3 separate regions of the Homo sapiens genome follow, and all the other regions are linked to region 1. Evidence: chromatin loops called from intact Hi-C (ENCODE). Cell type or tissue: PC-3. All regions are shown on one strand. Region 1 overlaps HSD17B12 (hydroxysteroid 17-beta dehydrogenase 12). Region 2 holds the start of MIR670HG (MIR670 host gene). Region 3 overlaps HSD17B12 (hydroxysteroid 17-beta dehydrogenase 12).

Evidence for each region. Hi-C counts contacts between places; a loop is a spot of excess contacts. Peaks named below come from ENCODE experiments on the same cell type or tissue, not always from the same donor. Only the 100,000 strongest peaks of a DNase experiment are listed, where the experiment ranks them.
Region 2: a loop joins it to region 1, with 5 times the contacts of the local background. A loop is called at or near these places in 20 of 110 quality-filtered maps.
Region 3: it touches region 1 in a loop (8-fold over the local background); 2 of 110 quality-filtered maps call a loop at or near these places.

The regions. Positions count from the first base shown.
Region 1 is chr11:43,806,601-43,814,600 of GRCh38, forward strand. The region is part of intron 4 of HSD17B12 (hydroxysteroid 17-beta dehydrogenase 12); the gene reads left to right. Among named protein-coding and RNA genes, the nearest start is that of ALKBH3, 70 kb to the right of the region's middle. In PC-3, a CTCF peak has its summit at 4,560; no DNase peak of the experiment used is centred here.
Region 2 is chr11:43,563,924-43,571,923 of GRCh38, forward strand. LOC124902807 (potassium/sodium hyperpolarization-activated cyclic nucleotide-gated channel 4-like) reads right to left here. Exons shown (of 3, transcript XM_047428006.1): 3 at 1,647-1,922. The coding sequence ends at 1,767. It overlaps MIR670HG (MIR670 host gene), which reads left to right and starts at 5,383. Exons shown (of 2, transcript NR_131246.1): 1 at 5,383-5,650; 2 at 5,844-6,477. It also overlaps a transcript of HSD17B12 not described here. In PC-3, CTCF peaks have their summits at 3,657 (motif pointing left) and 5,667 (motif pointing left); no DNase peak of the experiment used is centred here; H3K27me3 peaks cover 3,718 bases.
Region 3 is chr11:43,732,678-43,740,677 of GRCh38, forward strand. The region is part of intron 1 of HSD17B12 (hydroxysteroid 17-beta dehydrogenase 12); the gene reads left to right. It also overlaps the pseudogene PHB1P2. Among named protein-coding and RNA genes, the nearest start is that of HSD17B12, 56 kb to the left of the region's middle. In PC-3, a CTCF peak has its summit at 3,545; DNase peaks (open chromatin) are centred at 3,424 and 6,424; H3K4me3 peaks cover 1,800 bases; H3K27ac peaks cover 4,853 bases.

The DNA.
Region 1 (8,000 bases):
AAATATCACATGTTCTCACTCATATGTGTGAGCTTAAAAAGTAGATCTCATGAAGATAGAGAGTAGATTGGTGGTTACCAAAGGCTAGGAATGGTGGGATGGGAATAAAGAGAGGTTTATTAATGGGTACAAATGTATACTTAGATGGAAGAAATAAGAGCTGGGTTAGATCATTTGGATGACTATAATCAATTGTATATTTCAAAATAGCTAGAAGAGAATAATTCAAATGTTCCTAGCGAAAGAAAAGATAAAGATTTAAGGTTATAAGTATCCCAGTTACCCTGATTTGATTATATGAATGTACCAAATTATCACGTGTACCCTGAAAACTTGTACATTTAATATGTATCAGTTTTAAAAATAAAAACACAGATGTGATCCAAGGGCCTGCCATGAATAAGAAAGACACTGTTATCAGGAAATTCCAGTGGTTTAAAACCTCCATCCTATTAACAAAGATCAGACAAAATGTTAACTGTACAGTACCTTTTCTTTCCTTTTTTTTGATTGATTCATTCAATCAACCGTATACTAATTCATTAAACAAGTAAAATTCCAGAGCTATAACAGTAGACAAAACAGACACTGTTTCTGCTTTTCTGGAAGATAGCCATCGAACAAGTAGTGGGAACGTGTTGCATGTAATGAAGGAGAATGTTACTGGGAAAGCTAAGGGTGTCACAGATAGTATCCCTGAGAAAGTCATTTAAGTGGAAACCTGAAGGCTGAATAATACTGGGAGAATAGACATGGGAAGGGTTTCCAGGTGGAGGAAACGGCATGTACAAAAGGCCTGATGTGAATATTCTTAGTGTGTCAGTAGAACTGACAAAAGCCCTGTGAATCTGGAGCAAGGGTTTCAAAGGGGACAGTAACAAAAGATGATTCTGGAGATTAAGCAGACCCAGATCATGAAAGTCTGAGAAAACCAAGACAATAAGTTTAGACTTCATTGGAAGTACAATGGGAAACCATTTTAGAATTGTAAGCGTGACTTGACAACATATTAGAATTTTAGAGAGATCTTTCTGACTCCCACATAGAATAAGACAAGAATTGATAGGAGGAGGCCAGTAAGACTATTTCAGAAGTGAGACATAAGATGATGAATGTTTACATTAGGAGGATAGCAGAAGTGAACTGACAAAGAGAGGTGTTTAGGAAATAGAAATAGGACCAATTTCTGATGAGGGTCCTCATCGGAGGTCTTGAGTAAAGAAGAAGAAGAATGGTTTTGTGTTTTTTAAGTCATTATTGCCGACATGCATTGAGCACTCTTTCATGCCAGCCACCATGCTAATGAATTTCATTTAATCCTCTACAACCCTATAAGGTAGATATTGATATTTCTATGCCCATTTTACAGACAAGAAACAGTTACAGAGTTAGACATCATCCAGAATTAGACGACTAGCAGTTAGCAACTTCCAGGTTCTGACATGAGCAACAGGGTACCATTTCCCCAAGACAAGAAACCCTGGATCAGGAGCAAAGTCTGTTGAGAAAAATGATGATTTCACTTTGGGATATGTTAAGCTTAAGAGGGTGGTGAGAAAGCCATGTAGGAATTCAAGTAGTTGGGTCGCTGGGCACACATGCCCTTCCTTGCTAGAAGGGAACCTTCTTTGTGTTAAATGTTGAAGAAGCCTGGTGTAGACAATCATGGCAAAGAGAATAGGTGCATGGATTTTTTTTTTTTTTTTAATGTGCTAGGAGACTCATCAGGAACATTATCAGACTAAGTATAGTGCCTTGTAGTTCCATTAGGTATGTTGGCTGAGATTGGATTTGTAAAGTGAGCATAGGACTTCTAGAATTCATATTTATTTCTGTTTACTTGAAAACCACTCACTAATGGTATTAATTAAAGCAGAACCTTTTACTTAAAACTGGGTAATTAGCTCTGTTATTTCAGAAATGTAAATAGAACTGTAAGTCATGAAATTGGTGAATGTTCTTCCCACCAGCTAACATTTAACTACCAACCTCATGTCATCTTTCTTCATTCCCTCTTCCAATTTTATGTATAGCAAATCTTACCTAGTTTTGTAATGAAGATCACATAGCAATTTATAATTAAACAGTGGAAGTGAAATGTTCTGTTGTGTTGCTTCTGATTCAGTCTTAATTTTTCAATTTCTGATTAAAGCACTGCAAATTTAAAGTCTTGTAAACTCTCTTTTATTTGGAAATTGCTACTCACAAATGTATGAAAACTGTAAAGTTTGCAAAATGTTTTACATGGTGTTCCAAATATCATCTGTCAGAGTATGAACATGTGCTAGCTAAAGCAATATGTTAAATAAGGCAAAGATGGAATTTACTTTGCATCACTTTCCAAACTCTCTCTATAGGCTGTAAGAGTGGATCTAATTGAATGAAATAAAGAGGGTAGAGGAGCAATTAGGAGAAATTTAATCAGTATAAATAGCAGCAGCTCTGGTTAATGGATGTCCAGAGTCCACTCTCTCAGAAGGATCTCTCCACTTTGATTCTGGTCATACGTAATAAAAGTAGGGTACTTTGGGCTTGGGCACAAAACAGGAGTTTGATAAATTTTTGTTGAATAAATGACCATACAACAATAACAACTCTTCCTCTTCCATTTATTAACATATTACTACGTCCCAGGCATTGGGTTAAAGATTTTATGTATATGATCTCATTTAATTCTTAAATTACTATCCCCATTTTATGTCAAAGGACAATGAGGCAATCACTAGTTTCTTGTTAGGAGCTGGTAGTAGTGGAGCTGGGACTGAAACCTGGTTCTGTTAGGACTCTGGGGTCTGTATTCTTTTAGCTCAAAAATTTAAGACAGGAAGTTTCCCCCACTTTTGGTATATACACTGTTACTAAAGTATACATTTTAAAAATTCAGTTTATTTTGAAATATAGTGAGGTAGCAGCATTTTTTAAAATCTCCTTTTATTGGCCAGGCGTGATGGCTCACACCTGTAATCCCAGCACTTTGGGAGGCCAAGGCAGGCGGATCACCTGAGGTCAGGAGTTCAAGACCAGCCTGACCAACATGGAGAAACCCCGTCTCTACTAAAACTACAAAAAATTAGCCGGTCGTGGTGGCGCATGCCTGTAATCCCAGCTACTCAGTAGGCTGAGGCAGGAGAATCGCTTGAACCCAGGAGACGGATTGCAGTGAGCTGAGATCGAGCCATTGCACTCCAGCCTGGGCAACATGAGCGAAATTCTGTCTCAAAATAAGTAAATAAATAAGCAAATAAATAAATAAGATGTCTTTTTATTAACTCTAAGTGCTGGAACTGGATTAGCATTTATAACCACAAATGTTAGTGAAATATAAACTTTTTCTCCTTTGATACAATGAGAAGGAAACAGGAGGGGTTACTTTGCATTATTTGATGTATGTCGGGAAGCCCGGCCATTAGGCAACATATTTTTAAACCACCTTAATTTCCTATATCTCTGATTAATCTGGAAAAAGAAACAGGTTGAAGGTGATCTGTAGGGGGTTACCCGTATCTGTTAGAATTGTTTGTTCAAATGGATTTTTAATTTCTAGTAATTTATTGTTGTTTGCTCCTCTCTCACGCCTAACCCAGATACCAAAAATCTAATTTTCTGATGACATCATTATATCTCTATAGCAGCTGGCTTTGAGAGAGGATTCTAAGTTCAGTGAGATCAGCAGCAAACGAACTTAGAAGAAACAGAAATCTTGTAAATATTCTTTTTTTAAGAGCATAAAATTTGGAAATGATTTTAAAGCAGTATAATTTAGAAATTATATATATATATATATATATATATATATATATATAAAATTCAGAATTATTCCGTGGATTTTCTGTGTCTTTAAAATGCAACACATAATGATATTAGTGTTTTCTGAGGTTCTGGATGGGGGCCGAGGAGAGCGTAGCTAAGCATGGCCTATGTCAGTTCTTCTCTGCAAGGATCAACTCTTAAGAGGATGGCTCCTCTGCCCTCCACCACCTTTTCTTTCCACTTCCTTTGGCATTATTCTTGGTCTGTTTTCACCTCTGTTCTCTGCCTGCCTCATCTCTTTTATTGAGCGCTTCCCAGTCTTAGACCTCTAGTCAGAAACCAATGGGAAAGATTTTGTTACTGTCCAGCACCCTACAGTGACTGGGATGGTGGTGGGAATTCCATGATGACATAGATATCTGTTGTTTCCTGAGAGACATCATGTGTTGTTACACAATAAAAAGGTTTTTCACTGAAAAAAATGTTTAAATCTGTCTCTAGTGCCTCACTTCAAGAATTCAAGAAAACTCACTAATAAACATGTTTAATGCTAATTTAAGATGCGACCATTTAGAAGGGATCTTCAACTATCTGAATAATGTTGGAGCAACATGTGCCATTGTTTGGTTTGGCGAATCCTATAATGAATCCTGTAATATGTAAAGATGGCATTGCGTGCACCCATTCTTAATGAGATTATATTATAATGGGAGTATTTCCATCCTTCACTCCTACTCAAAGCCTGTTCTTTCTCTTCCTTTTGCAATTCCCTGAAAGCTTTCTGCCTGCTGTTAGGTTATTGCTGCCACCTGACGTCTCAAAATAAAATTGCCGTGGGTTTGCTTTTCCAAAAGATTCGCACTATTCTGCATTTTATGGAAATAACTATTTGAGAGCAACAGTTTTTTCTCTATACTCCTAAATAAGAGCATTCTGAAGTGATTACTTATGGTGGGGAGATTATGGGTATCATTCATTCCACAAGCAAAAGGTGGAACTAATAGTACAGGAGGGAATGTAGGAGTCCTAATCCCTAGAATAGGACAAATCGCCATTGTGACCTTGGTGTGTACTTCACCTCATAAAATTGGACTCAGTGCTCTTAACAGCCTTATTCCAGCTTTAACATTGTTTTATTGTGTGTACTTTTATTTATGAAAACATAGCCCTTCTCCGTGATACTATTTACTTTTTTGGACTAAAGTTCTCAGTGTTGAACAGGTTTTCTCTCTTTTTTTTAACAGATACATAATATTTCTACATATTTATAGGATACATGTGATATTTTATTACATGCATAGGATGTGTAATGATCATGTCAGGGTGGCTGAAGTATCTGTCACTTTGAGTATCATTTCTATGTGTTGGGAACATTAAAAGACCTCTCTTCTAGCCATTTTGAAATATACAATACATTGTTGTTAACTATAGTCACCCTACTCTGCTATTGAACATTAGAACTTATTCCTTCTATCTAACTATATGTACCCACTAACCATCCTCTCTTCATCCCTCACCCACCCACACACACCTGCCCCACCTTCTGGTATCTATTATTCTACTCTCTACCTCCATGAGACCAACTTTTTTAGCTCCTACATATGAATGAGAACATGCAATATTTGTCTTTCTGTGCCTGGCTTATCTCACTTAACACAGTGACCTCCAGTTCCATCCATGTTGCTATAAATTACAGGATTTTATTCTTTTCATGGCCAAATAGTATTTTATTGTGTATATATACTAAATTTTTCTTTATCTATTTATTTGTTGATGGACACTTAAGTCAATTCCTTATCTTTGCTATTGTGAATGATGCTGCAATAAACACGGGGGTGCAGGTATCTATTTGATATACTGATTTATTTTCCTTTGGATAAATACTAGTAGTGGGATTGTTGGATCATGTGATAGTTCTATTTTTAATATTTTGAGAAACCTCCATACTGTTTTCCACAGTGGCTATACTAATTTACATTCCCACCAACAGTGGATAAGAATTCTGCTTTCTCTGCGTCCTTGCCAGCATCTGTTATTTTTTGGCTTTTTAATAACAGCTACTCTAACTGGGGTAAGATGATATCTCATTGTCATTTTGATTCAGATTTCTGTGATGATTGGTGATGAGCATTTTTTCATTTATCTGCTGGCCATTTGTATGTCTTCTTTTGAGAAATATCTATCCATATCCTCAGCCCACTTTTTAATAAGTTTTCTTGTTTTTTAAACTATTCAGTTGTTTGAGTTCTTTGTATATTCTAGATATTAGTCTCTTGTCAGATGGATAGTTTGCAAATATATTCTTCCATTCAACAGGTAGTCTCTTCACTCTGTTGATTATTTCCTTTGCTGTGCAGATGCTTTTTGGTTGAATATGTTTTCTTATAGAGCTATGTTAAATAGATGTTCACATTTTCATTGTGTGAATAAATAGCTTTGATAGCTTTCCTTTGCTCAATTATCAGAGACACAGCTGAAGACTCTCTATTGTTTGTTTTTGTTTTTGTTTGAGACAGAGTCTCCCTCTGTCACCCATGCTGGAGTGCAGTGGCGTGATCTCGGCTCACTGCAACCTTCGCCTCCTGGGTTCAAGCAATTCTCCTACCTCAGCCTCCCGAGTAGCTGGGACTACAGGCACGTGCCATCGTGCCTGGCTAATTTTTTGTATTTTTAGTAGAGATGGGGTTTCACCGTGTTAGCCAGGATGATCTAGATCTCCTGACCTCGTGATCCGCCTGCCTCAGTCTCCCAAAGTGCTGGGATTACAGGCGTGAGCCACCACGCCTGGCAACTCTCTATTGTTAATACAGTCATAACCAGAATAACACTTCTCTGCTTGCTTAGTTATTCAGGGACTTCCTTTGCTTAACTTTGTACTTATAGTACATGTAAAGATTACAAAGTCAACTGTGCTGCTTGCAAAGTTCCTAGATTTTTTTTAAAAAAAATGAAATCTGGATTTTAAAAGATTTATAATTACACTGTTCAATTTTCCTTTGCATTTTGAAATATAGCATTAATATTCCCATAGGCTAGAGGGAAATCTGAAGAAAGTTTTCTTGATATGAAGAGTGAAGGGAGATAGTTCACTGTACTTCATGAAATTTTTTTTAATTCTGATGAATATTACAACTTGGCAAAGCCTTTCCTGGAAGATTCTGTTATCTTAAACTGATATAAAGAATATTTTGTTTATGTGCAATATTTTAACAGATATTTTGGGTTTTGCTGTTTCTTTTAGTCATATTCTAAATTATTCATCCTTTGTAATTCTGTAGGTGGTTAAAGCAAAGTCAAGTGAACATAAAGCCTTACCTTCAACTAGTTTTGGCCTAATTGTTTACAGATCTTTTATAGAATTGACTCTTGGGATGCCTGGTGGGTGGAGAACCTATTGAATAAAATAAAAATGGATCTGGACCTGCTGTTATTAATTATGTTTAGATACTATCCCTATTCAGATGAGTATGAATCCTAATTAAATAAAGTTTGCTTTGTCATTGTCTTTTGCTTACATTTCTTCTGACAGGTTTCAGTGGTATTGTTGTAAAATCTTGCAACTTACAGCCTCAAGTGATTGGCTTATAATTAAATATAAAACCCTTACTGAGTTCCTTTGAACTATTAATTTTGTTAGACTATTGAAAAGTTATTATTACTAATATCAGGTTTATATGGCATAATTCCTTATAAGCTGTAGCAGACTGATCATAATGTCATCATCTTCTTGCAACTGAAACTTCTCTTTTTTAAATACTTCATAATTTTATTAAACATTGTTATGAGATGTTTGTTTATTATTCAGTTATTATGATTTTTTTTTTTCTGAGTTGAATACTGGATAAAGGTGTGTGAAGGTTTTAACATAGTGGTTAAAAGCCTAGTCTCTGAAGTCAAATTTCACGAGTTTGAATCCCGGCATACTTTGCTCTATCACCGGGCAATTTTTTTAACTGCTGTGAACTTCAGTTTCCTAATATGTAAGAGGAAAATAATAATAGGAACTACCTAATAGGGTTGTTGTGATGATTAAGTGTAGATAGGCAGATAGATAGATCATCTATCTCATGAGTTATTTATTTAGTTAAAATAAATTCTAAGATATTTTATTCATTGATTGATTCCTGCAAATGTTCTTTGTTCTGGGATTGTCTTTGTCTTTCCAGGGCTGGGGAAAACCATAGGATATTTGAGTATTAAAATCTTATATCTAAATATATATAGGTTTATTCATATCTTGTCAATTGTCT
Region 2 (8,000 bases), 240 kb before region 1:
TTTTTTTTAGAGATGAGGTCTTGCTCTGTCACCCAGGCTGGCATGCAATGGCACAATCATCGCTCACTACAGCCTCGAAAGATAGGTGCACGCCACCATGCCTGGCTATTTTTATTTTTTGCTATGTTGTCCAGGCTATTCTCAAGCTCCTAGACTGAAGTGATCCTCCTGCCTTGGCCTCCCAAAGTGCTGGGATTACAAGTGTGCACCACCGTGCCTGGCCCAATTCATTCCATTAGGAGCCCATGGGCTGATTATTTTAGAGTGTATGGGTCCTAGAACTATAGGACTTACCCTGACCACCACATCTTGAGTATTAATAACCAGAGAGCCAGAGAAGACCTGCTCTGCAGGGAGTAGCCTCATCCTAGCCTCAGGTCTGGGGCAGGATTGAGGATTCCAATTCACTACAAAGGTTATTTGCTTCTACATACTTCTCTATATTTGCATAGATTTGGGAAATGATATAAGGGACAAGGGAAGATCAAAATAGCCACTTCATTCCCTGAAAACTCCTACTTTAGCCACTTCCCCAAAGCTAGAGGGTTTTTCCTACTCTACATTAACTTGCTAGTTTATAAGCTCTCAGATTTTTTAAAGCTTAATCACTTATATCGTGTAAGTTGCAGCATGATGAAGGCTGGTCACTGCTGAGGGGTTGATGCATTCCTACCAGGGCTTGGAAGCAAATTGGACCACAAATCCCTAACCAGAATGAACCTTTCATATGCATGGGCCCCAGATCTTTTCAAAACATTAACAATTCTCTTGAGTTACAATCCAGATCAAAGTTGTTTTGACTTGTAATTTAATATACTATTTTAAACCAATTGGAACCCATATATTTGCTAATACTGGTGGCCCAGAGCAGCAAGTTATTCCATTAATGAAAACATTTGGTAATAGCTCTAGAGATGATAGAGATGAGGGATGAGGATTAGAGGACAGGCAGAACGGGTTGAGTCTTTCTTCTTCTTTTTTTTTTTTTTTTTTTGAGACAGATTCTCACTCTGTCACCAAGGCTGGAGTACAGTGGCACTGTGTCGGCTGGCTGCAACCTCCGTCTCCTGGGTTCAAGCAATTCTCCTGCCTCAGCCTCCCAAGTAGCTGGGATTACAGGTGCCCACCACCAAGCCTGGCTAGTTTTTATATTTTTAGTAGAGATGGGGTTTCACCATGTTGGCCAGGTTGGTCTTGAACTCCTGACCTCAAGTGATCCACCTGCGTTGGCCTCCCAAAGTGCTGGGATTACAGGCGTGAGCCACCATGCCCAGCGAGTCTTTCTTCTTATAGTCAGTGGTCCTCAGGCCCTTCGAGGAAGTGGCGCCTTCACGTTTTCTCCTCCATGTAATCAGAAGTCCACCTTCTCACTGGACAGCTTCCCTCCACTGACCTCAGGAAGTGGAGGATGAATAGGAGCAGCCAAGCTAATTAGAGGATTGAAGGCAGGGTCTTTGTCATCTATAATTAAGGAGAGGTGCATCCTGTGATGTGAGCTATACAGCCTCTGCCTCCCCTAGCTGGTCCAAACCCCAGTGAGTCAACACTGACCCTTAACCAGAGGTAGGTGAACAGAGCCTAGCATAGTTACAATAAGGGTAGATGGAGTTATGGCTTATAGCTACTGAGAAAAATCCATTACTTACCCTCAGATTATTCTTAATGGCAGCTCCTGAAAACTGTCTTTTCCTTTAAGGTACAGGACCTAAAGAATTCTACTCTTAAATTAGCTGTCCCAGCTGTCAGTCTTATAGCTCATTCCCAAATCATGAGGTCCAATGCATTTTCCAAATATGTAATGACTCCCTTTTGTTCTGCGTGGCTTCGCAAGGTATCTGAGAGATCATCTTAGAAAATGAAAAAGAGGTAAAATGCTTCATCCTAGAAGTAATTTTTTCCTCCTCAGACAGTTTGCACTTGCCCTGTGGAAATGAGACAATGAATGAGAAGGAACACCAGATGCTTCTTCCATCGGTCCTGATTGGGACTTAACAAGGTGTGCCCCACTGCTCAGTTTCCCCTGACCCTTTGAAACTTCTCTCAATGTTGGATGGAACTCCACTTCTGTCTGTTCTGGAGAACCCAGCCAGGGCCCAAAGAGGGGATGCTCTGTATTTCCGAATACCAGTTTCTACACTTAACAGCTATGTTTGACTTTGGACAAATTATTTAACCTCTCTAAGCCTCAGTTTTTCAACTTGAATGTAGAAATTGTAATAGGGACTGTTTCATTGAGTTGTCATTAGCATTGAGTGGGATGATGTATACATACCTCTTTGCACAGTACCTGAGGTTAATAAATATGGGGCTCATTAAATATTAGCTATTGTTACTCTTGATATCTTGCCAGCAGAAAAGGGGTGAGGAGCTCTCATCAAATATTTTTAACCTTCCTGAATGGCAAGTCTTTGTCTTATTCTGGGTTCCTTCTGAACTGTGTATCATCCTGTAAGTAGGTGAACACAGAGCCTCTTGGGTACCTAACAAGAAGCCAGGCCACTGCTAATCAAAATCAGGCAGTGAGCAATTGTTAATTGTAAGAAAGACCAGGAAGATTTCCCGTCATCTCTTGGGGCTCCTACTATTGCACTGATTAACTGTGACCCAGAACTTTTTTTTTTTTTTAGATGGATTCTTGCTCTGTCACCCAGGCTGGAGTGCAGTGGCGCAATCTTGGCTCACTGCAACCTCCTCCTCCCGGGTTCAAGCAATTCTCCTACCTCAGCCTCCCAAGTAGCTGTGACTACAGGCGCACACCGCCACGCCCGGCTAATTTTTGTATTTTTATTAGAGACGGGGTTTCACCATATTGGCCAGGCTGGTCTCGAACTCCTGACCTCATGATCCACCTGCCTTGGCCTCCCAAAGTGCTGGGATTGCAGGCGTGAGCCACCACGCCCAGCCCCCAGAACATTTAAAAATAATAATAATAAGATCTGTGCCCCGATAGGTTAGCCGACTAGTTAACCTGAGGAATTTCAGCAGGGAAAGGACTGCAGAAAAACTTGGTTCAGAGCTTCAGTAGACTCTGTCTTGCTCCCTTTATAACAGTCATATTAGGTCTTTTGTGTGAGAAGGATTCCGTGTCCATCACTTAGTTTATCAGAGAATGTGTTTTTAAAGGCTCCTGAGAGCAGGCAAGAACAATTTCCCTCATCCTGTTGCTGTTAAGTGGGATATACAACCATCCTGATGCAAATCTTTTTTGGGAGAGGAAGGTTATCCGGGCTCCATGACTCTTCTATAAAAAGTTTATAATAAGGTCCTTTAATGGCTGTCACTCTAGATATTTGTGGGAAGAGAATGACTGGAAAGCTAGAACACATTCAAAATCCAAGGGCCAGAAAAATTTTAAGCTCCAGCCTCAGCCTCCGATCTCCTGGGACCAGCCCCATAAGAACCATCCATTCTAGCCCAACTTGCAAATGGAGCCCAAGAGTTGAACCTCGGCATGGGACTCAAGATGTCTCTAAAGTTCAAAAACACCTGGATTACCTGAAAGCAGAACCGGGTCCAGGTCCTGTGCTGAGGTCTCCAGTTTTCTCTAAGTAAAATATTTCTAGTGGAGAAAAAGCCTGTGGCCTCTGGGCAGAGATTTGTTCTATAGAGAAATGAAGGAAATGTGCAAGAGAGAACAGTTTTACTCTGGAGCTCCCTCTACTGGCTCTTTGATAGAAATCCATCGCAGTTATTCCGCCCTGCCTTGTGGGTATCAAGTTAAAGCATCCGAGCATCCTGGCACCTTGAAGCAAGGAGAAAAGGTGTCCTGAGGTGCCAAGGAAGATGAAACTGCAGATACTGGTTTCTTCTGCCTCTTTTACAATTTCATCTAATGTTTTGGGGGTGCCAAGATAGTGCTAAGCATTTTGTGTGCATTATTTCATTTAATACTCACCATAAACCAGCATTTTACAAATGAGGCAGCTGAGACCTGAAGGGATTAAATAAGTTCCTGGCATCACCATAGACTAATAGACCCCCTTAGTGACCCTCATAATTCTTATGATTCTCCTGAGTGACAACTCAAGAGAAGCAAGAGTCAACGGACAATGTGAGGTTGGAAGTGGCACTTGATCTCATCACCTAATATAAAGAGGCTCTGAGATTGCGCCATAAACTTCCTAGGTCCTATAGAATCTCAGCCCTGTTTGTTTTTTTATTCTTTTAATTTTATTTATTTATTTATTTATTTAAGACGAACTCTCACTCTGTTGCCCGGGACGGAGTGTGCAGTGGTGTGATCTTGGCTCACTGCAACCTCCACCTCCTGGTTTCAAGCAATCTTCCCACCTCAGCCTCCCGAGTAGCTAGAATTACAGGCATGCACCATCACACCTCGTTAATTTTTTCTGTATTTTTAGTAGAGAAAGGGTTTCACCATGTTGGCCAGGCTGGTCTTGATCTTCTGACCTCAAGTGATCCACCCGCCTCAGCCTCCCAAAGTGCTAGGATTACAGGCGTGAGCCACTGCACCCAGCCTCCTGTTTGTTTGTTTTTTTTTTAATTCAGCCCTCGAGGCAATTAATTACATGGCAAGGCTTTGTCCAATCTGCACTCTCACTGTGATGCCCAAGTTGAAGAAAGCAGGGAACTACCACAGTGACTAAGAAGAGTTTCCATGACAGAAGTGAGGCCTTTTAAAATTTGTGGAACATGTTCACGCCTACTTTTAAAATAAAATTCCATGAGATAGGTAGGGCAGATAGTGCCCACACATTTTATAGGTTGGGAACTTAAGATACTGAGTGCCTGTTTCCAGGTTTTGTTTAGGGGCAAATGGCAGAATCAAGACCAGAACTGTCACTCTCAGCTTAAGTTCTGACTTTTTGGTTGGTGTTGGTTGGAACTCAGAGTCTAGCATGGGTTTTTTAATTACATAAAATAAAGACTGTGAAGCTACCTTCTTGTTTTACATCCAGATCCTTTCCTGAGTCTCTCTGTTTTGGGCTAGTTCATAATTGAGCTTCCTTGATATTGAGTCATTTGGGAATTGGGAATGACATAAGCCACTCATCTTATTACTGTTGGTCTCTCACCAGTCCACATTTTAGAGATATCTAGGTCCCTGAGAGAATCCCAAATATTATTTCAGTTCTCCTGTAGCTCATGAAGCCATAAATATTTCACCTCACCCAGGAGAATCAAAGCATTTTCACATTGGTTCTTACTGGGGAGTTGAGATATGGGTAAGTAATAGGAGTCCCATTCCTGCTTTGGCTGGGGTTCGGGTCTCCAATTTCACTGCCAGTGTGTCTCTAAATCTACACAGTGGGACAGTGGCTACAGCAGACATCACTCAGCTCCCCACTCCTGACTTGAGACCTTCCACTAGTTGCCCCTTCCCCTAAAAACAGAGTGATGTCATAATGGTATCAGAATGGCACTTGCTGATAACAACACAGAAATAACAAGGGCAGACTTTCTGCAGTGTCTCCTGAGCAATTGGTTGTCATTGTCCTAAACAGAGCAGCTAGGTTAAAAAGATTTATCCATAATGTAACCTCCTGGCCCTCAGCTATGGGTGGAAGCAGCACTTTCTGGTTTGACCTCCTAATACCACAAACTCCACTTTGCCAGAAAAGTGACTTCTTGATGAATAGTCTGTTCAGATAGGCCAATTTGGAGTATATTCATATTTGGCCACCTGCTGGTAAGACTGATCATCCCCTTGCCCAGCTGTAGCTTTGAGCATCTGCCCCCATGTTGCCCCCATCCCCAGTAAAGCCAAAATGGTCCCATCGAAGGAGGGGAGGGGAGAGCCTGGAAATGAACACTCCCAGGGAATTGTGAGTGATGGAATGTGGATTGCTGACACCATGTCCCTTTCCTCTTGCTTGTTGTAGGAGCGTCAATGACCAAGAGGAGACCAGATGAGTTTTCAAAGCAGTCCTCAAACACCCAGGACACACCTCATCCTTTACCTCGTGCTTTCTGCAATGTTGCTGTTCATGTTCATCTTCCTATTAACATTTGCCATAATAACCCCTCATTGACCACCATCATTCCTCCATCCACCACCAACTCAGCTCCTTCTCTAAAGTGCCCTCTAATGGGCAGTGGCTTTGGTCTCTGTTTGGCAAATTATGTCCAGAGGGTTAACATTAATTTCTCTTTCTCCTATTCCTCCCTCATGCTAGATTCAGTCCATCACTCAGCCTCCTGTCAGGAAAACCATAGCAAATCCTACTTTCTGCTAAAATGAAGTTACAAGACACTTTTCCAGAGTAGTCACACTCAATGAAGGGACCCAGGGTGTATCTGAGTGTGATGTAATTGAAACCACATGGAAAGACTAGAAATACCTTGCTCCCAGTCAGATATAGTGAAACAGCTTACTCAAGACTGGACTAAGATTTAGAATATAGGGGGGCTAGGGAGGAGAAAGAGAAAGATCCTCAGAAGTGGATTGTCCCTGAATACAGGATGAAATCATCTAGATTTTTTTCTCCAATTAAATTTGCATTTCATTCAACCACATTGCAATGGCTTCATACTGGGCATTTTCATTTGAGACCCAAGGCTTTTCTTCATGGGTCCTGAGCCACAGGTTCCTGGATGGTGAGGTAAGTGGCATTTGCCCGCACTGTCTAGGGTGGTTTGTAGTGCTTTGATAAACCCTGTGCTGATGAGTCAGATCCACCCTGTTAGGCCCTAAAATTTGTCCTCTATTGGTCCCTCTTTACCCAAATGCTCTTCAGGGATCCTAGCCCAGACATAGATGTTAGTCCAGCCTCACAATGTTAATTTAGACCTCTATAAAACCAAAACAGATCCTGAGGATTGACCAAACCAGAATTTGTTGTCTCTTTCTCAAAGACAATCACTACTACAAAAAGTGTAGCTCTCTGAAAACCCACCATACCTAGAAAGTGTATTTTCTCCCCTCCCCTTTTCTTTCTACTTTTATAGGTAAGCTAGCACTGATGGAAGATACCAGGTTTTCAAATGTGAACTGAAGTCTCTCTTCTCATGACAAGATTCAGATCCAATTCATTATTTAACTAATAGCCTCTCCAATAAGTACAAAAAATCTTGCCTATCCAGCAGATATGTTAGTCCATTATTCCTCTATGTCCCCCAGCCTATACTTATTAGACTAGGAATTAAAGAAATACAATCCCCATTCTTTACTCTTGGCCTACCAGATATAGTGATCCAAGCTTAGTAGATCAGCAGCTAATTGCAAGGCTGCTTTAATAGTGAATGAATAAAAAGTTCTGCTAATTCAGACCTACCCAACACCCATGAATTTGTGATTGAGCTATCTCTCTGCCTGCTGAATTCAGGTAGATAAACAACTGTCCTTCAACCACAAGGTTAAGGCTAAACTTATGCAGGTATCTCTAAACATGCTGCAGATTGTTCTTTTCTCTCTGTGGCCATGCTTCCCAACCCCTGACACCTTTCTATTTAGCCTCTGCTAAGCTCAAGTGTGCTGGAATCCTGATCCCTGCCCCAGCCTCAGCCCCCTATCATGTGCTTGCTTTAGCTCCCCTGTCTTTGCTGAGATCCTCACCATGAAACCAACTCTAGGTATTCCTGAGTGACTCTCTAGGTTCTCATTCTCTCCAATGTGCCTTTTATCAGCAAGGCATGGGAAAACCTATCATCTGGTTCTCCAAGGTGTCCAGCAGTTAGAATGGCTGAGAGGAGGGCATTTGAGTTTGCCCATCGATAATGGGGTTGTGCGAAAAGCAGATATTGTCTCAACTGTTCTGAAGTTGAACAATGTTACTTTCAGGTGAATAGACTGTTGAGACTATTTTGAGTTGTTGATGGCAACCAAAAAAAAAGGGGGAAGGGGTGGAATTACAGTCACTTTCCTCCAGCATCCAGTGGTCCTTAAAACTTTCACCCTCAAATCTCCAAATATGCTGGCTTCTAAGAAGTGCTTTCCAAGACCGAATATACTTCTTGATCAGGGTAAGTGATGAAAATGTGTATTTAACAAGGGGAGGGGATCTTGAAATAGCCTGAATTATGCATGCTGTGGCCTATCT
Region 3 (8,000 bases), 74 kb before region 1:
GTCTCGAACTCCTGGTCTCAAGTGATCCTTCTGCGTTGGCTTCTCAAAGTGCTTGGAATTATAGATGTGAGCCACTGTGCCCAGTTGAAGTTCACGTTATTAATTAACTAATTAATTAATTGACAGTCTCTGTTGCCCAGGCTGAAGTGCAATGACATGATCATGGTTCACTGCAACCTCAGCCTCCTGGCTCAGGCAATCGTCTTGCCTTGGCTTCTCAAAGTGCTGGAATTACAGATGTGAGCCACAATGCCTAGCCTCAGGTTGTTTAAAAAGTGGCTGATGGGAATGAGGAATAAAGAAAAATGTCATTCTCAGTGGTGAAGAGTGACTTGGGCACAATATGAAACTGATTCCCTGGCATGTTGTATTTGGGAAATACCAGGTGGACTGTTTGAAGTTAAAACGTTGGTTAAAGGTAATGAAAAATAAAGTTGGATTCAGCATTATCAGATTAATGAGGAATCCACTCTTTGGAGTATTTGTGTGTGCACAGTGCATTATTGCTGAATGCGTCTGTTATAGGTAGTTCCTAGTTTATAAAGCAATATTGTATTGTATCGTTGGGTTTATGTTGTGGCGATCAGATTATGATGTGATGAGTGACAAGTCATTTAACCTCTCTGAGATTGTCACTTCTTCTGTTAAATTAGATGCTTTAATCAGGTCTTATTATCTACCACCCTCCTAGGGTTGTTTGGGGAACTACTGATTGTACCTTATAGAGTGTTGGGATCTGTTAAAACAGACATTGTCTGTAAAGTATCTGCTACTGTGTTTGGCACATGTTAGGCACTTGATACATTTAGATTTAAATTTTAAAAGGCTGTTCCACCCATAGGAGCAGTCCGAACTTAGGATTCTCTGTATTCTGTAGTGTAAATTGAGTGATACATTGAATAGTTTTACTTCCCAAATTCAAGGAATGATACACCAAGAAAAATAGCAATTTCTGTCCCTTTCCTGATCTAGCCCTTGGTAAAAAGCTAATCTTTAGTAACTTTTAAAAAAAGGGGTTTAGGGGGAATTCATGTGGAGGTCAGAGTGGAAGAAGGTGTGAGAGGGCCCAGCAGAAGAAAACTTGGCTGCCAAAGTGTTTGAGTCCATTGGCAAGTTTGGCCTGGTCTTAGCCGTTGCAGGAGGTGTGGTAAACTCTGCCTTATATAATGTGGATGCTGGGCACAGAGCTGCGATCTTTGACCAATTCCATGGAGTACAGGACATTGTAGTAGGGGAAGGGACTCACTTTCTCATCCCATGGGTACAGAAACCAATTATCTTTGCTGTTCTCGACCACGTAATGCTCCAGTCATCACTGGTAGCAAAGATTTATAGATTGTCAATATCACACGGCGGATCCTCTTCCGGCCTATCGCTAGCCAACTTCCTCATATCTTCACCAGCATCGGAGAGGACTATGATGAGCGTGTGCTGCCGTCCATCACTACCAAATCAAGTCAGTGGTGGCACGCTTTGATGCTGGAGAACTAATCACCCAGAGAGAGCTGGTCTCCAGGCAGGTGAGCGACGACCTTACGGAGCGAGCAGCCACCTTTGGGTTCATCCTGGACTACGTGTCCTTGACACATCTGACTTTCAGGAAGGAGTTCACAGAAGCCGTGGAAGCCAAAAAGGTGGCTCAGCAGGAAGCAGAGAGGGCCAGATCTGTGGTGGAAAAGGCTGAGCAGAGGAAAAAGGCGGCCATCATCTCTGCTGAGGGTGACTCTAAGGCAGCCGAGCTGATCACCAACTCACTGGCCACCGCAGGGGACAGCCTGATCGAGCTGTGTAAGCTGGAAGTCGTGGAGGACATTGCATACCAGCTCTCGCTCTCGGAATATCACCTACCTGCCAGCAGGGCAGTCCGTGCCCCTCCAGCTGCCCCAGTGAGGGCCCACCCTGCCTGCATCTTCACGGGCCAACTGGCCACAGCCCCGATGATTCTTAACACCGCCTTCCTTCTGCCCCCACCCCAGAAATCACTGTGAAATTTCATGATTGGCTTAAAAAGTGAAGGAAATAAAGGTAAAATCACTTCAGAAACCCCATCCCCCCAAAAAATGGGGGGGCAGGGTTAAAAGAAATTCAAGTAAAATTCTCATTACATAAAATTAACCATTAACGAATTCACAGTGTACGATTCAGGGGGCTTTAGTACATTCACACTGCTGTGCAACTTTCACCTCTATCTAGTTTCAAGGTATTTCTACCACCCCAAAAGGAAACACCATACCCACTAAGCAGTCCCTCTCTATCCTCCCATCCACAGTCCCTGGCAACCACTAATCTGCTTTCTTCCTCTATGGACTTACCTATTTATTCTGGATGTTTCGTGTAAATAGAATACATTTTGTGTCTGGCTTCTTTCATTAAGCATGATGTTCATATATAAGGTTCATCCACATTGTAGCATGTATCAGTACTTAATCCCTTTTTGTGGCTGAATAATATTCCATTGTATGTATATACTACACTTTGTTTATTCAGCCATCATTTGTTGGACATTTGAGTTGTTTCTACCTTTTGGCTATTGGCAGTGGTGCTGTTAGGAACATTCATATACAAGTTTCTGTTTGAATACAGGTTTTCAGTTTTGGGGGCTATATACCTAGGAGTGGAATTGCCAGGTCATATGGTATTTCTGTTGATCTTTTTGAGGAACTCCCAACCTGTTTCCTTCAGTGGCTGCACCATTTTATAGTTCTACTAGCAATGTACAAGGGCTTTAATTTCCCCACATCCTCACCAACACTTAATTTACATTTTAAAAAATTACGGTCAACCTAGTGTGTCACTGTAGTTTTGATTTTCATTTCTCTAATAATGTTGAGCTTTTTTCTTATGCCTGTTGGCCATTTGTATATCCTCTTTGGATAAATGTCTATTCAAGTCCTTTGCCCAATTTTAAAATTGGATCATCATTTTGTTACTGAGTTGTACAAATTCTTTATATATTCTAGATAATAAACCTTTATTATATAGATGATTTGCAAATGTTTTCTCTCATTCTATGTGTGGGTTGTTGTATTAGTATGTTTTCACACTGCTGTAAAGAACTACCTGAGACTCTGTCATTTATAAAGAAAAGAGGTTTAATTGACTCACAGTTCTGCATGGCTGGGGAGGCCTCAGGAAACTTACAATCATGGTGGAAGATGAAGGGGAAGCAAGGCATGTCTTACCTGGTGGCAGGAGAGAGAGATCGAGGGGGAACTGCCACACGCTTTTAAACCATCAGACCTCCTGATAACCCACTCACTGTCACGAGAACAGCATGAGAATTCCTATTTTCATGAGGCCCCTTCCGTGTTACTCCCACATTTTGGGTATTCCCAAAGGAAGCCACAAAGTAGTTTGAATCAGATCACACTGAGGCATAAAGATTGATAGCCTTTTAATTCTTATACATGGGTTTGCATTTTTAAAGAGGATGTGGCATTAACCAAAATGAATCATTATTTGGAAGGGTTTTTAGTTAACCAAATAAAGTGAAAAAATCAGGCAGAAGGCATTTTTGGGTTATGGTGCCACCAGAAGGAATCGCAGGGCCTTGCCTGGAAGTCGGCCCAGGGGAGTAACTGCCTTTAAGCAAATCTGCTTTTCACAGTTTTTTTTTTGTTTTCGTTTTTCTGTTCTGGACCTATAGATGCTTTGAATTTTTGTTATTGTTGTTGTTTGGGTTTGCCAGTTTTTTAAGTGACAAGTAGAACAGTCTGCAGTGTCTGGTTGGGTCAAAAGAAGGGGAGTAAAGAGTCGAAGAGAGGGCTGCTCAGTGGGGAACCTGAAAGGACTGAGTGGGAAAAAGGGGACTCTGTATTGGGACAGGACATTTGTAAACTGGGCATTTTCTTTCTATAATAATCTACTGTTCTTGAAGAAAGATGTGTGCTTCCTCATACCATGGGATTGTGGAAAATGCCCACAATATCTGGGTGTATGCATAAACTAATATTTTTCTGTAAAATTATTTTTATAATATGATTAGGAGAACAAGTTAGAGTGGTCTTATATTGCATCACTTTCACTGTTTGTCTTTAATAAAAATGGAGGAAGTTGCTGCTGTTTTATTAACTTGCACCCTGCATGCTTCTCTTCTTTGTTCTTTGTTAAATATGAGCTGGCGTGTGTTAAGACTACGTTAGCATTTGCTCTCAGGGACTTCTGTGGTTTCTAAATTCAGCACTGCTAAGCCCCTACACTGTTTGCCTGAATCAGTTGAGACTGCTATTTTTAGCAACAAAAGGGAATTGAAATAGCAATTTTCTTTCCATGTAATAGATTCCCAAGAGGAATACTGATGCAAGCTCTCTATCATTTTCTATTCCTACCACCCTCCTCCCAAAGCCCTCAGAGGAAAGGCAGCTGTCATGGTTTGCGGCAGTATTAATCTTTAATCAATCGAGTGTTTTCTGCATTCAGGTGTTCGGGGGGAAAAAAGAGTCACAAGAAGGAACCTGTTTGGAATAACTAAGCTCTTAGGCATGGACTTTACAGTCAGAATTTTGTGGGTAGTGGCAGGGAATAGACAGAAGAGCTAAAAATAGTGAGTTTGCTTCCAGTGTTGCTCTAGTCTATTTTTGATGTTTGATTTTGATAAGGTTGATTGGGTTCTTACTAAAAATATCTGTTCCTAGCAAGTTGAGGACAAAAAGAGTAGAATATTTTTAACCTACACAAACTAAAGTATTTTTGTTGACTGTATAAAATCTGGAAGTGGAGCCCTGGTCAGTTGCCAGTATTTTATATAATCTGTAGCAAGCTAGACACTTCTGGATGCCAAGTTGGGCTATTCTTTATAGTTGTCAGTTTCCATCTTCTCAAAGGCTTGTAAATTTGGGTTCTAGTGTTATATTTGTGTATGAAGACATAAGCCTTTTTAAAAAATCTTCCTTTTTCCACTTTCCTTCTTTTCTTCCTCTACCTTATAGTGCCACCCATGACCATCATCTGTACTGTCCCAACCCACAGGGTTCTGGGTGATACCATATAGCTTTTTTCTGTGTATTGTTAAAAGCTACCCTAACTTATCCACGTATTTCATAGCAAAGTGGAATCTGAGGACACCAGTGTTAAATGAAGAAGCAAATCTTAGAGACAAGAATAGTGAACTGTCCGGCCAGGCGCAGTGGCTCACGCCTGTAATCCCAGCACTTTGGGAGGCCGAGGCAGGTGGATCACGAGGTCAGGAGATCGAGACCATCCTGGCTAACACGGTGAAACCTCATCTCTACTAAAAATACAAAAAATTAGCCAGGCATGGTGGCGGGCGCCTGTAGTCCCAGCTACTCGGGAGGCTGAGGCAGGAGAATGATGTGAACCCGGCAGGCGGAGCTTGCAGTGAGCGGAGATTGCCTGGGCGACAGAGCCAGACTCTGTCCCAAAAAAAAAAAAAAAAAAAATAGTGAACTCTCACTACTTTGGTAATTTAGCATGTTTGGTAAAGCATGTTTTGGTAAAACATGTTTTAGCATGTTTCACTGGCACATTATGAGTGAAGTAGTTCTCTCTAGCACTGAAAATCATCACTTGTCTCTTTTTTTTCTTTGACTTTTAAGTTCAGGGGTCCATGTGCAGGATGTGCAGGTTTGTTACAGAGGTAAACATGTGCTATGGTGGTTTGCTGCACAGGTCATCTCATCACCTAGGTATTAAGCCCAGAGTCCATTAGCTATTCTTCCTGATACTTTCCCTCCCCCAACCCCCACCCCCTCCAACAGGTCCCAGTGTGTGTTGTTCCCCGGAAATCATCACCTTTCAAGGACAGCCTCAGAATTCTTTGAAAGTGCAAATCTACAGGTTTATCATAAAGTTAAACTTCTCTCTGTTAAAGTTCTTGAAAATCTCACTTTTAGATGATTCTTGACGTTGAGAGGAGGCTGAAGAGTGTAGGGGTTGTGTAATTATTTCTAAATAAGGTGTGGAAAAAGCAGTGGGTAGGGTCATAAAAGGTTAGTTTTCCTTTTATAATCTCCATTCATTCACTCATCCATTCATACAGTAAAACCTCATTAATCACCTGCTTTTTGCCAGGTTCTGTGCTAGCAGTTAGACTGTGATGATCCAGACAGACCCTGCTCTTACAGAATCCTGTGTGATGAATGTCATGATGATATTGTCCAAAGGACGACCAGCATGGCTAGATAGTAGGAAAGAGAGTTTTATTGGCAATATCAGTTTGCAAAACAGAGAGTCTCCAGCATGAACCGAAAGCACTCTCCAAAACAAAAAGAAAAAAACTAGAGGTTTTATAAAAAGAAGAAATGTTACCTATTGCTCTTTGAGAAAGTTCACTGGCTTTGGGTAAGGGTTTGGGGAACTGGCAAGTCCTGATTGGTGAGCAACTGCTGTGGACAAAATTAGTTCCAGAGTTGCAGCAAACATAGATAAAACTGGTGTCAGGTTACAACGAGCAGTTTCAGCAGTCAAGCTTGCAGAGAATTACATTCTTGGAGCAATGTTTTGTACCCTAAGGGCTTTTCCCCCTGGCTTCTTGTCTCTGTTTCAGTCGGGTGTGACAAGAGTGACCCAACTGGCATGATCAGCTTTCACAAAGGGGGAGTTCGGAGTACTATGGGGCAGAGAATTCTGTATGAGGTTCTAAGTTAGTCTACAGGTCAAGGAAGGCTTAATGGGAGATGAGACGGTTTAACTGAAAAACCTCAAGGATGGGAGGGAAACACAGCTAGAAGTGTGTCTTAGTTCATTTGTGCTGCTATAATAAAATACATAAAGAACAGAAATGTATTTTCTCACAGTTTTGCATGCCAGGAAGTCCAAGATCAAGGTGCTGGTAAGTTCAGTTGTCTGGAAAGGGATACTGTGTGTTTCCAGGATGGCACCCTGTTGCTGCATCCTTCGAATGCTGTGTCCTCACAGAGCAGAAGGCAGAAAGTTGGCTGAAGGAACACTTCATGAAGATTCTTTTATAAGGGCCTTAATTCCACTCATGAGGGAGGAGACTTCATGGCCTAATCACCTCTTAATGTCTCCACTTCTTACTACTGTCACATTGGCCATTAAGTTTAACACCTGACTCTTGGAAGGGACACATTAAAACCATAGCAGAGTGTACGTTGGAGGTGTAGAGAACATTTTCGAAGAGAAAGCATGTTACCTTGGAGGAACTGTAAAAATTTCAGCACAACTGGGGCATGCTTGAGTGGAAGGAGGAAAGTGGTAGGAGTAAGGTCAGCTCATGGAAGACCTTGTAAAGAATGAGGGGAGTGAGAAGCCAGTGACAGGTTTTAGGCAGGGAAGTGAAGTTCAGATTTGCACTTTGGAGTGATTGTTTTGGCTACAATGTAGAGATTGAATTGGAGAGGAGTAAGAACGGGACCAGGCGAATGCGTTAGAAGGCTGTTAACAGTAGTTCTTGTGGGAGATGAATGATGGTAGCTCTAGGTGGTAGCAATGGGAAGAAGTGAATGAATTTGTGTTTCAGTTTTTATATAGTTGGCAAAAGGGAAATGTAACTTCTTGGCAGAGAAAAAATGGTGTTTGAGAAAGATAATTTTTAACTGTGTATAGCATGAATTGAGTGAGGAGGGATGAAAGATTCCTCGTACAAGTCCTTGTGTTTGGGATGATAGCGTAGATTGGGGTAGTAGTTGTGAGAATTACCTGGATGATATCAGTGACATACCTTGAGCAAATATTCTTATAATGATGTGAATATTATTTTGTTTTCATAATTTATTTTATTGACCGTTTACGCTTACTTTTCCGGGCCTATCATAGTTGCTTTAATAAGACAAGTTTATTTTTCACCCACTTTAAAGACTAGAACTTTTGTATATGTTTGATTCCTTATGATAAACAGTAAAAGAAGAAATGATTGGGATTTTAAAATGGCGTGGTAATTCAGTGGTGTTATCAGGGACCTTGATTCCTATGATACTGTTCCATTATCTTAGCCCATGGCTTCAACCCTAAGATTACTTCATGGTTCAAGAGACTACTGCAGCTACAGCCATCACTTTAGAATTGACTAGATGAAGGGC